Linked DNA regions of Homo sapiens: region 1 is linked to region 2. A link is an interaction called in ENCODE POLR2A ChIA-PET data of the cell type or tissue named here. Cell type or tissue: GM12878. All regions are shown on one strand. Each heading gives the region's core, and the rest is flanking DNA. Links, peaks and the distances in the headings are about the cores only. Region 1 overlaps PAK1 (p21 (RAC1) activated kinase 1). Region 2 overlaps CLNS1A (chloride nucleotide-sensitive channel 1A).

What was found. Peaks named below come from ENCODE experiments on the same cell type or tissue, not always from the same donor. Only the 100,000 strongest peaks of a DNase experiment are listed, where the experiment ranks them.
Region 1: POLR2A ChIA-PET joins it to region 2 with 6 read pairs; 3 of 35 experiments call an interaction of 5 or more read pairs at or near these places.

Annotation. Positions count from the first base shown.
Region 1 is chr11:77,352,553-77,356,950 of GRCh38, forward strand. It overlaps PAK1 (p21 (RAC1) activated kinase 1), which reads right to left. Exons shown (of 15, transcript NM_002576.5): 7 at 3,116-3,290; 8 at 984-1,047. Among named protein-coding and RNA genes, the nearest start is that of GDPD4, 53 kb to the left of the region's middle. In GM12878, for the core only: no CTCF peak of the experiment used is centred there; a DNase peak (open chromatin) is centred at 1,761; H3K27ac peaks cover 514 bases.
Region 2 is chr11:77,628,674-77,633,071 of GRCh38, forward strand. It overlaps CLNS1A (chloride nucleotide-sensitive channel 1A), which reads right to left. Exons shown (of 7, transcript NM_001293.3): 2 at 1,090-1,226. Among named protein-coding and RNA genes, the nearest start is that of CLNS1A, 6.9 kb to the right of the region's middle. In GM12878, for the core only: no CTCF peak of the experiment used is centred there; DNase peaks (open chromatin) are centred at 1,948 and 2,508; H3K4me3 peaks cover 668 bases; H3K27ac peaks cover 1,000 bases.

The DNA of each region.
Region 1 (4,398 bases), core at 84-4,083, 280 kb before region 2:
ATAAAGTCTACAGTAGCGTACACAGTAATGTCCTAGGCCTCGACATTCACTCACCACTCACTGACTCACCTAGAGCAACTTCCAGTCCTACAAGCTCCATCCATGTTAAGTGCCCTACATAAATATACCTTTTTTTTATCTTTTATGCTGTATTTTTACCGTATCTTTTCTATGTTTAGATATACAACCACCATTGTGTTATAATTGCCTACAGTATTCAGTACAGTAACATGCTGTACAGGCTTGTAGCCTAGGAGCAAGAGGCTATACCATATAGCCTAGGTGTGTAGTAGGCTATACTATTTAGTTTTGTGTTCACTCTATGACGCTCACATGACAAAACTGCCTAAGGATGCACTTCTCAGAACATATCCCCTTTGTTAGGCAACATATGACTATACAATTGTTTGCCTATCTTTTTCTGTTGACTTGAGGTCCTTGGAAGCAGAGATTGTCTCTGAATTCATAGTGCCTTGCACACAATAGGAACTCAGTTAAGACTTGCTGAATTCATTACACTGAGGGCAGCATATAAGATACAGAGAAGGATGAATGCAAGAAGGATAAATTCTGGCATCTACCTAGAAAAACAGGTCCTATCACAGTAGTAGAAGGATTTATAGTTTTGGGTCTTCCATTTTATATTAGTGCTGGTGGATCTCAGCACTAGGACAAACAGGGTTCATCCGGAAAAGCAGAGTTGTAATTTGGGAAGTTGGTTTTGTGCTAAGAAAAAAAACCGTTCTCTCACTGTCACTGCAGGGGTATTTTTAGCAACATGGTCAGCTAATGGCATCTCTCTCATATTAAGCATAATTCTGCCAAATCTCAAGTCAGTCTCACATAACAACTCCAGATGGGTGAGGGGTAAAGTGGAGAAAGAAGAACAAGGTTTATGAGAGGCAAAAAAAAAGCAAAATCATATATGCCGGCACACACACTTTAAAGTCATTTCTCCAGGGAAAGAAAATGCCCCTACTAACCCTTGTCCAATCTTCTCAAACCGTGTATATTTCTTCTTAGGATCGCCCACACTCACTATGCTTCCTTTGAAAGAAACAGAGACCATGAATCATTTTTTCCCAAATCAAGATACAAAAAAGGTTCCACATTTCCCCAACCCCTGTAGCTGGCAAGGGTTAAAGAACTACCTCCAATAGCCAAAAAGCATGCTAAACAGGCCCTCAGCTTTTCCCCCATAAGTCTCAACCAAAAGTTTCATCACCTTGACTGCTTTGATTCATAGTAAGCTATTCCATTTCTAAACTCCTAAAAGTCATTCATTTTTTAATTAATCCATTCAGTAAATATTTACTCATTTAATACGCACCAAGCCATATGTTGTGTTAGGAATGAAGAGATATGACACAGTCAAGGCAGTCCCTGCTCTCAAGAAGGTCAATTTCATGGAGGAGACAGATAAGTAAGCATAAAGTTCCATGAAAATATAATAATTGCTGTGATAAAAGCCAAAGGGGTACAGAAAGAGGCACACACACACAAAAAAAAGACTGGAAAAACTTCAGAAAGGTGATATATGGACTGATTTCCACTTTAAGTAAAAGCCAGAGAGATAAAGTAGAGAAGAGGTTTACAACAAAGAATATTTCAAGTGCAACGACATAGAGGTTTTCCACTGGGTTTTATAACTTGTATTTTAGAGATGGAGAAATTGAGGCCCACAGAAGGGAAGAAGATACTTCCCCCCCAAGGTCACACAGCAAATTGGTGTCAGAGCTAAGATTAGGAGTTTCATTTTTAGTCTCCCGGTCCAATGTGCTCTCCATTAATACCCAATTACTAGGAATTGGTACTTTTCACATATATTACCTCATTTGATTTGCAAATGAGACAAGTATTAACATCCCTATTTTAAAAATGAGAAAAATGAGGTTTAGAGAACAGTAGAAAATTGCCTAAGACACAAGTCAGTGGCTGAGCAGAAGCTTCAACTCAAGTGTCCTAACTCCCAGGCCAAGTCTTAATTCTAAGTCATAATTCTAAGTGTTATTGTTAAAACAAAACAAAACAAAAAACTCTGGTTTAGAGAACAAGACTACATACAGGAGTAAACAGATGACTAGGTAAGTGGCTTTTCTTACTTTGTCATTTTATGAGGGATCCAGAAAAGGGCAATTTTTAAAACAGTGAAAATTTGTTTTAAAGTCATATAGGAATTAATCAGGAAGAACTAGAGAACCACAAAGCAATGCCAGTTTGCAGACGTCGCCAAATCGGTCACATCAAATCCTTTTTGGAAGTAAGTAGATACAGTGAATAAATTAAAGCCCTTGTCAAATGATTCTTCCAAGCCCACAGATCAACCTAGTTCTTCCTTCTAACATGAATTCTTCTGCAGTTTACTGAAACACAGAAATAAGCTACCCTAACATACCCCCATTTCTGGCAGCTAAAGAAAGTAAAATGGAAGTTTCCACTTGACAGCAAGAGGCAGTATGCTCTACTTACAGGAACAAAAACTGTGTTCTAACCTCAGCCATGTCACTTTTTAGCTGCGTGATTTTGGGCAGGATATTTAGCCTCCCTGAGCCTCAGATATCTTCATTGCAAAAATTAGGATCATAATGCTTTTCTTCACAGGGTTAATAAGAGAATTAAATTTAAAAAAAATCAAGAAAATATTTTGCTTGTCATTTGATACATACTATAGGTTCATAAAATGTTAACTTCCCTTCCCTCTTTTCCTACAACCAAGATGGCAGATGCGTCTTCTCCTAGGTCAATGGCAAAACATCAATAATTGATCACAGTGCCCTTTTCCACTAGGTCCTCAGTCTTTCTCAACATGGCATTCTAGGCTATTCATTAGAGAAAAACTATTTGTCTTCGCTATAATACATGCCTAGGGGTGAGGGATGCCCTGCCCTCAAAGTAAGCTATCCACACTCTCACCACATCTCCATCCTAACATAGTATCCAACCAGGGCTGTGAGACAGGGAAGGGAGGTTCAGGGGCAGGGTGAGGAGAAGCAGTCTGTGCCTAAGGTACCAAGCATGGCCAGCCAGCTGCATGGACCAAGCCTACGACCAGCAAATCTCTGTGCTTGACCAGTCATAAAACGAAGAAAGGTTCAGAAAGCTACAAATTCCTTACGTAATTTCTCCAAGATCTCCTCATCAGACATTTTAGGCTTCTTCTTCTGCTTCTCAGTATTCCGGGTCAAAGCATCTGGTGGAGTGGTGTTATTTTCAGTAGGTGAAATGGGAGATGTAGCCACGTCCCGAGTTGGAGTGACAGGAAGTGGTTCAATCACAGACCGTGTGTATACCTGCATTATTAGTGCAAAATTTTGGCAAGACCAGCCTTTGTTAGCATAGGGGAACCTCTCCTAGATGTGAGGTTAGAACATCCACAGAGCAAACCCCAATAAACTCATCCTTTCTCTTATGTCAAAATCTATATTACTCCTCCTCTGTGCCCAGGCCCACCCATTCTGGGTAAAATGGCCTTCCTTACTCTCACTGTAAACAAAAGAAGTGAGAGTCTCAGCACTAAAGATATTCAATAGAGGCTAGACAACTATCAAAAGAAATTAGTTAAAGACAATTCTATTAGATAAGAATCCCCTTCATCTGTAATATTTTATGCTTCCCCAAGCTAAAAGAAATATCCTGTATTCCCCAAGCTAAAAGAAATATTCTGTAACAAAAGAAATTAGTTGAAGACAATTCTATTAGGTAAGAATCCCCTTCATTTGTAATATTTTATGCTTCCCCAAGTTAAAAGACATATCCTGTAGTAATGCAAATAGCACTTTGCATTACTAGTACAACACCAACTTCTATTGAGTTACTCCCTCCTTACATCCTGAACCCTTGCAGGGAAGGAACTACTTTTGTTCTTCATCAAGAGGTAGTAGAGTGTGATGATTTAGAACATGGACTCTGGAACCTGACTGCCTGAACTTAAATCCCAACTCTTATTATTCTTACCTTCTGCATGACTTTGGGCAGGTTACTTAACTTCTCTGTGTTTCAGTTTCCTCATCTATAAAATGGTGATAATAATGATAACTATCTTTTGGGGTTGCTGTAGGAGTAAACTGATTAATATGTGAGGTAATCAGACTCATCCCCAGCAGACATTAAGCACTCAAATTTTACCTTTTAAAAATATTAAATGTCCTATTCATTCATTTACATAACAAACATTTACTGAGAATCTATTTGTTGCCTCACCCTGTACAAAATGCTGCCCCAACCTCTCATTCTTATAAAGGAGGTGAGAAAATCATAACTACAAGGCAGAAAGTGATACATGTTATAAAGAAATAAGCAAGCTATATACTACTGAGGTTCAGAAGTGATCATAAATTATACTTCCTTTCCCCAGGAGATGCTTCAAGGTATTTAACAGATTTTATCATAAAAATATCA
Region 2 (4,398 bases), core at 69-4,068:
AATCTAAATTTGAAAGAGCAATAGCCTTGTAGGTAACTTCATAGGATTGTCTCTTACACACTACTTCAAAGAAAAGCAACCCGTTATTTTAAACATGAGCATCTTCACTAGACTTTTACAAGTCTTTGCAATTATCCCAAAGCAAAACTTGAGAATCTTTATATCCTACAGTTTCTCAACCTTGGCACTACTGACATTTGGATGGAATAATTCTTTGTTGTGGGGGACCATCTGTGCATAGCAGAATATTTAGTATAATAATAGCATCCTTGGCATCTAACTGCTAGACACCAATAATACCCTTCCTCTTTCAACCAAAATGTCACTGCCAAATGTGGGGGAATGGTGAGGTTGGTGGAGGCCCATGGAAAATATATCCCCCCTACAACCACTGAGACCCACTACTGAAACAAAACAAAACAGTTCTATCTTAAATTATGAGAAGCACAGGGTATACTGATCCAAGCCCCTAAGGGTGCCTTTTAAAAAGAGAAAGGCAGAATAAACAGTGAAACTTTAGAGGAAAAGCTAGAAATACATATCCATAATAAATGAAGAATTCTAAGTGTAAATATAGAGAAATATATACAGACACACATGAACATCCATTGTGAAAACTTCAAGTGTCCAAGTTGCTGTGCTGAAATTTTGCTTAATAAACTACTACCCAAAATGAGTCAATGGCCTCAATGTTACATTGATTATTATCAAAGACTCTTTTTTTTCTTTTTTTTTTTTTAGACGGAGTCTCACTTTGTCGCCCAGGCTGGAGTGCAGTGGCATGATCTCGGCTCACTACAAGCTCCACCTCCCAGGTTCACACCATTCTCCTGCCTCAGTCTCCTGAGTAGCTGGGACTACAGGCGCCCACCACCACGCCTGGCTAATTTTTTGTATTTTTTAGTAGAGACGGGTTTTCACCGTATTAGCCAGGATGGTCTCGATCTCCTGACCTTGTGATCCGCCCGCCTCGGCCTCCCAGAGTGCTGGGATTACAGGCGTGAGCCACCGTGCCCGGCCTCAAAGACTCTTTTTTAAAATATAATTTGCTATCAAAGGAGGCATTAGATTAAATTACACCATACATACCTTCAAATTTGGCATTCACCATAACATACAAATGCTCTCCTAGACAGTCACTTCGGTCCCTGGATAATGCATGTAAACTAATGGTGGGGTATTCCAGTGAGAATCCTAATCCAGAGCCATCTAACCAAGACAGGCGGCTGAAAAACATGTTTTAAGTAGATTATTTTTAGAAAGTAAATCCTCATGTAAGACCACAAAGTATATAAAAGTTCAGCTTGGACACCTTTATGCATATAAATAAATTCAAGTTTACTTTTTTAGAAACGTTCATAAAATAAGAAAATTCAGTAGTGGAAACTGAGTTTTCTTTAAGATCAATTCTGTTACGGTCTCTTTCCCTCTAGCTATAAATTCAAACAGACTTGAAATTCCATTTTCCTCAGTCACATGTATGTTTCTATGACTTTCATGCTTACTCTTTTTTGGTATGTCTTCAAATACCCTCTTTGCTTTTGCAAATCCTCCCCTCTTCCATGAGGCCTCCCTTCAACTACACCAGTCCATAAAGATCTCTTCCTTTTCTGATTTGCAAATTTTAGCACTTAACTCTGTGGTAATGAGTCTTATATGTGCCCTTATGGAATGTGAACTATCGGACAGCAGAACTTGTCACATTCCTTTATTAACATCCTTCAAAACCGTTAACAAAGAGCTCAGGAGTTAAGTATGCAATAAATCCTTGGTAATCATGCATTTCTCCATGAATCCTACACTAAAAGACATATATATGAAATGGCTGTAATCACACTCACCGCAAGTCAGGAAATAATTATTACCCTGAGAGACAGATTCCCTGAAGCCTTTCATTTATTCAACGTCTTTAAGAGAAAGCCACAGAAAAGCTAGATCTAGTTTTCCCTCAAATGTGGTCAAATGCAAATATTTTATTGGTGTAACAAAGGAAACACATCACCAAAATCAGTATTTTGAGCTTTCAGTAGAGGCTAGCTAATTTTCTGATAATACTTCATCCATCTGGAGCTGTACCACTTAGCAGAAAAAAAGTAAAAAATCCTGAAGAAGTCAAAAAAAAAATGTTAATGCAATATAGTGGTTGCCTAGGGCTAGAAGGAAATAGGGAATGTCTGCTACTGGGTACCAGGTTCTTTTTGGGGTGAAGAAAATATTCTAAAATGGTGGTGATAATTGCACAATTCTGTAAACAGACTAAAAACTAGTGAATTGTATGTTTAAATGGTTAAACTGTATGCTATATGAATTATTTTTAAAAGTTAATGAAGTAAGACCCCTGTATCATTCTATATTCTATACAATTTTAACAAGCCTGGCTGTCTAATTTCTAACCAAGCAAAAACAAAAGTAAAACAGGAGAACCTAGGACTGCCTTGGGCAGGAACAATGACAGTGTGACAGTCTGAGATCACTCATGTTCAGTGGAAGGGGAGGATGAACTTTCCACCTCAGTTCCCCTAAATGAAATCAATGTCTAACCACATGACCCTCAGTTACCGAAAGCATTACCAAAAACAAAGGCAGATTATTAGATTGTGGTGATAACTGTACAACTCTGTAAATATACTAAAACTTACGTAATTGTATACTTTTTTTTTTTTTTTTAGACAGAGTCTCGGTCTGTCGCCCAGGCTGGAGTGCAGTGGCGGATCTCGGCTCGCTGCAAGCTCCGCCTCTCGGGTTCACGCCATTCTCTTGCCTCAGCCTCCCCAGTAGCTGGGACTACAGGCGCCCGCCACCACACCCGGCTAATTTTTTGTATTTTTAGAGACGGGGTTTCACCGTGTTAGCCAGGATGGTCTGGATCTCCTGACCTCGTGATCCACCCGCCTCGGCCTCCCAAAGTGCTGGGATTATAGGCATGAGCCACCACACCCTGCCCCTAATTGTATACTTTCAAAAGGCAAAAGTAAGAATATATGCACTGTCATGTGGAAAGATTTCTATCCAACATTCTTATTAAAAAAAAAAAAGTAAAGGAAAACTAGGAAGCTTATAAGTGATAAATCTTTGTTTTTTTGAGATGAAGTCTCACTCTGTCACCCAGGCTGGAGTGCAGTAGCATGATCTTGGCTCACTGCAATCTCCACCTCCAGGGTTCAGGCGATTCTCCTGCCTCAGCCTCCCAAGTAGCTGGGATTACAAGCGTGTGACACCACGCCTCGCTAATTTTTGTATTTTTAATAGAGATGGGGTTTTGCCATGACGGCCAGGCTGGTCTCAAACTCCCGACCTCAGGTGATCTGCCACCTCGGCCTCCCAAAGTGCCAGTATTACAGGCGTGAGCCACTGCGCCTGGCCTAAAAGTGATAAATCTTAAAGAGCTAAAAGTGATAAAACCTCTACAAATTGTTTTCCAGAACAACTCATTCCTACTGGTTCCAAAGAAACATTGTATTATGTAATGAGGTTATGTGCTGTATGCATCTTTCCTGCCCACTGCTTTCCTTTTAATGTGGAGAGGAAATAATGCCCAAGTATCACGAGTCCCCTACAAAAGCTGTATTATTTTAAAGCAAATAAACTGCCCTTTTCTGATCTCAAAAATTTTCTGGCGTTATCACAATTCAGAAAGAAACATTCCAAATTTGGGTGTCCAAAATAATTTCAAATATCCAGAGCCATAAAACTTGAATGACTCAATGACGACATGGAAAAACTGAAACCTAAACATAGAATGAGTGCCTATCAAATTATGGCCTTCACTTTTAAAAGCCATCATAATACCTCTGTAATTCCTTACTAGTGCAGAGAGAATACAAATGCTCCTCTGCACAGCATTTGCTATGGAACTCTCATAATCTTTTACATGAACTGGGATTATGCATTCTATAGGACAGAAGCCAAGTTCCACACTTAAAAACACTTATTCTAATCGTTAAATTCTTTTTTTTTTAAATAAAAAAAGAAAAGAAACCCTAGGTTTCTGTATTTTACTTTTTCAGATTTACAAATGCAAATCATATATTAATATTCACAGATATTTTTAAATGGGAAAACAACTTACTTTCAACAACTTATTTTTTCCAACAGCATGTTACTATGTTAAAAAAGATTTGACATTATAAGCCGAGCGTGGTGGCTCAGGCCTATAATTTTGGGAGCATTTTGGGAGGCCGAGGTGGATGGATCACCTGAGGTCAGGAGTTCCAGACCAGACTACCAACATGGCGAAACCCTGTCTCTATTAAAAATACGAAAATTAGCTGGGTGTGGTGGCAGGCACCTGTAATCCCAGCTACTTGGGAGGCTGAGGCAGGAGAATTGGTTGAATCCAGGAGGCGGAGGTTGCAGTGAACCAAGATCACGCTACCACACTCAAGCCTGGGCAACGGG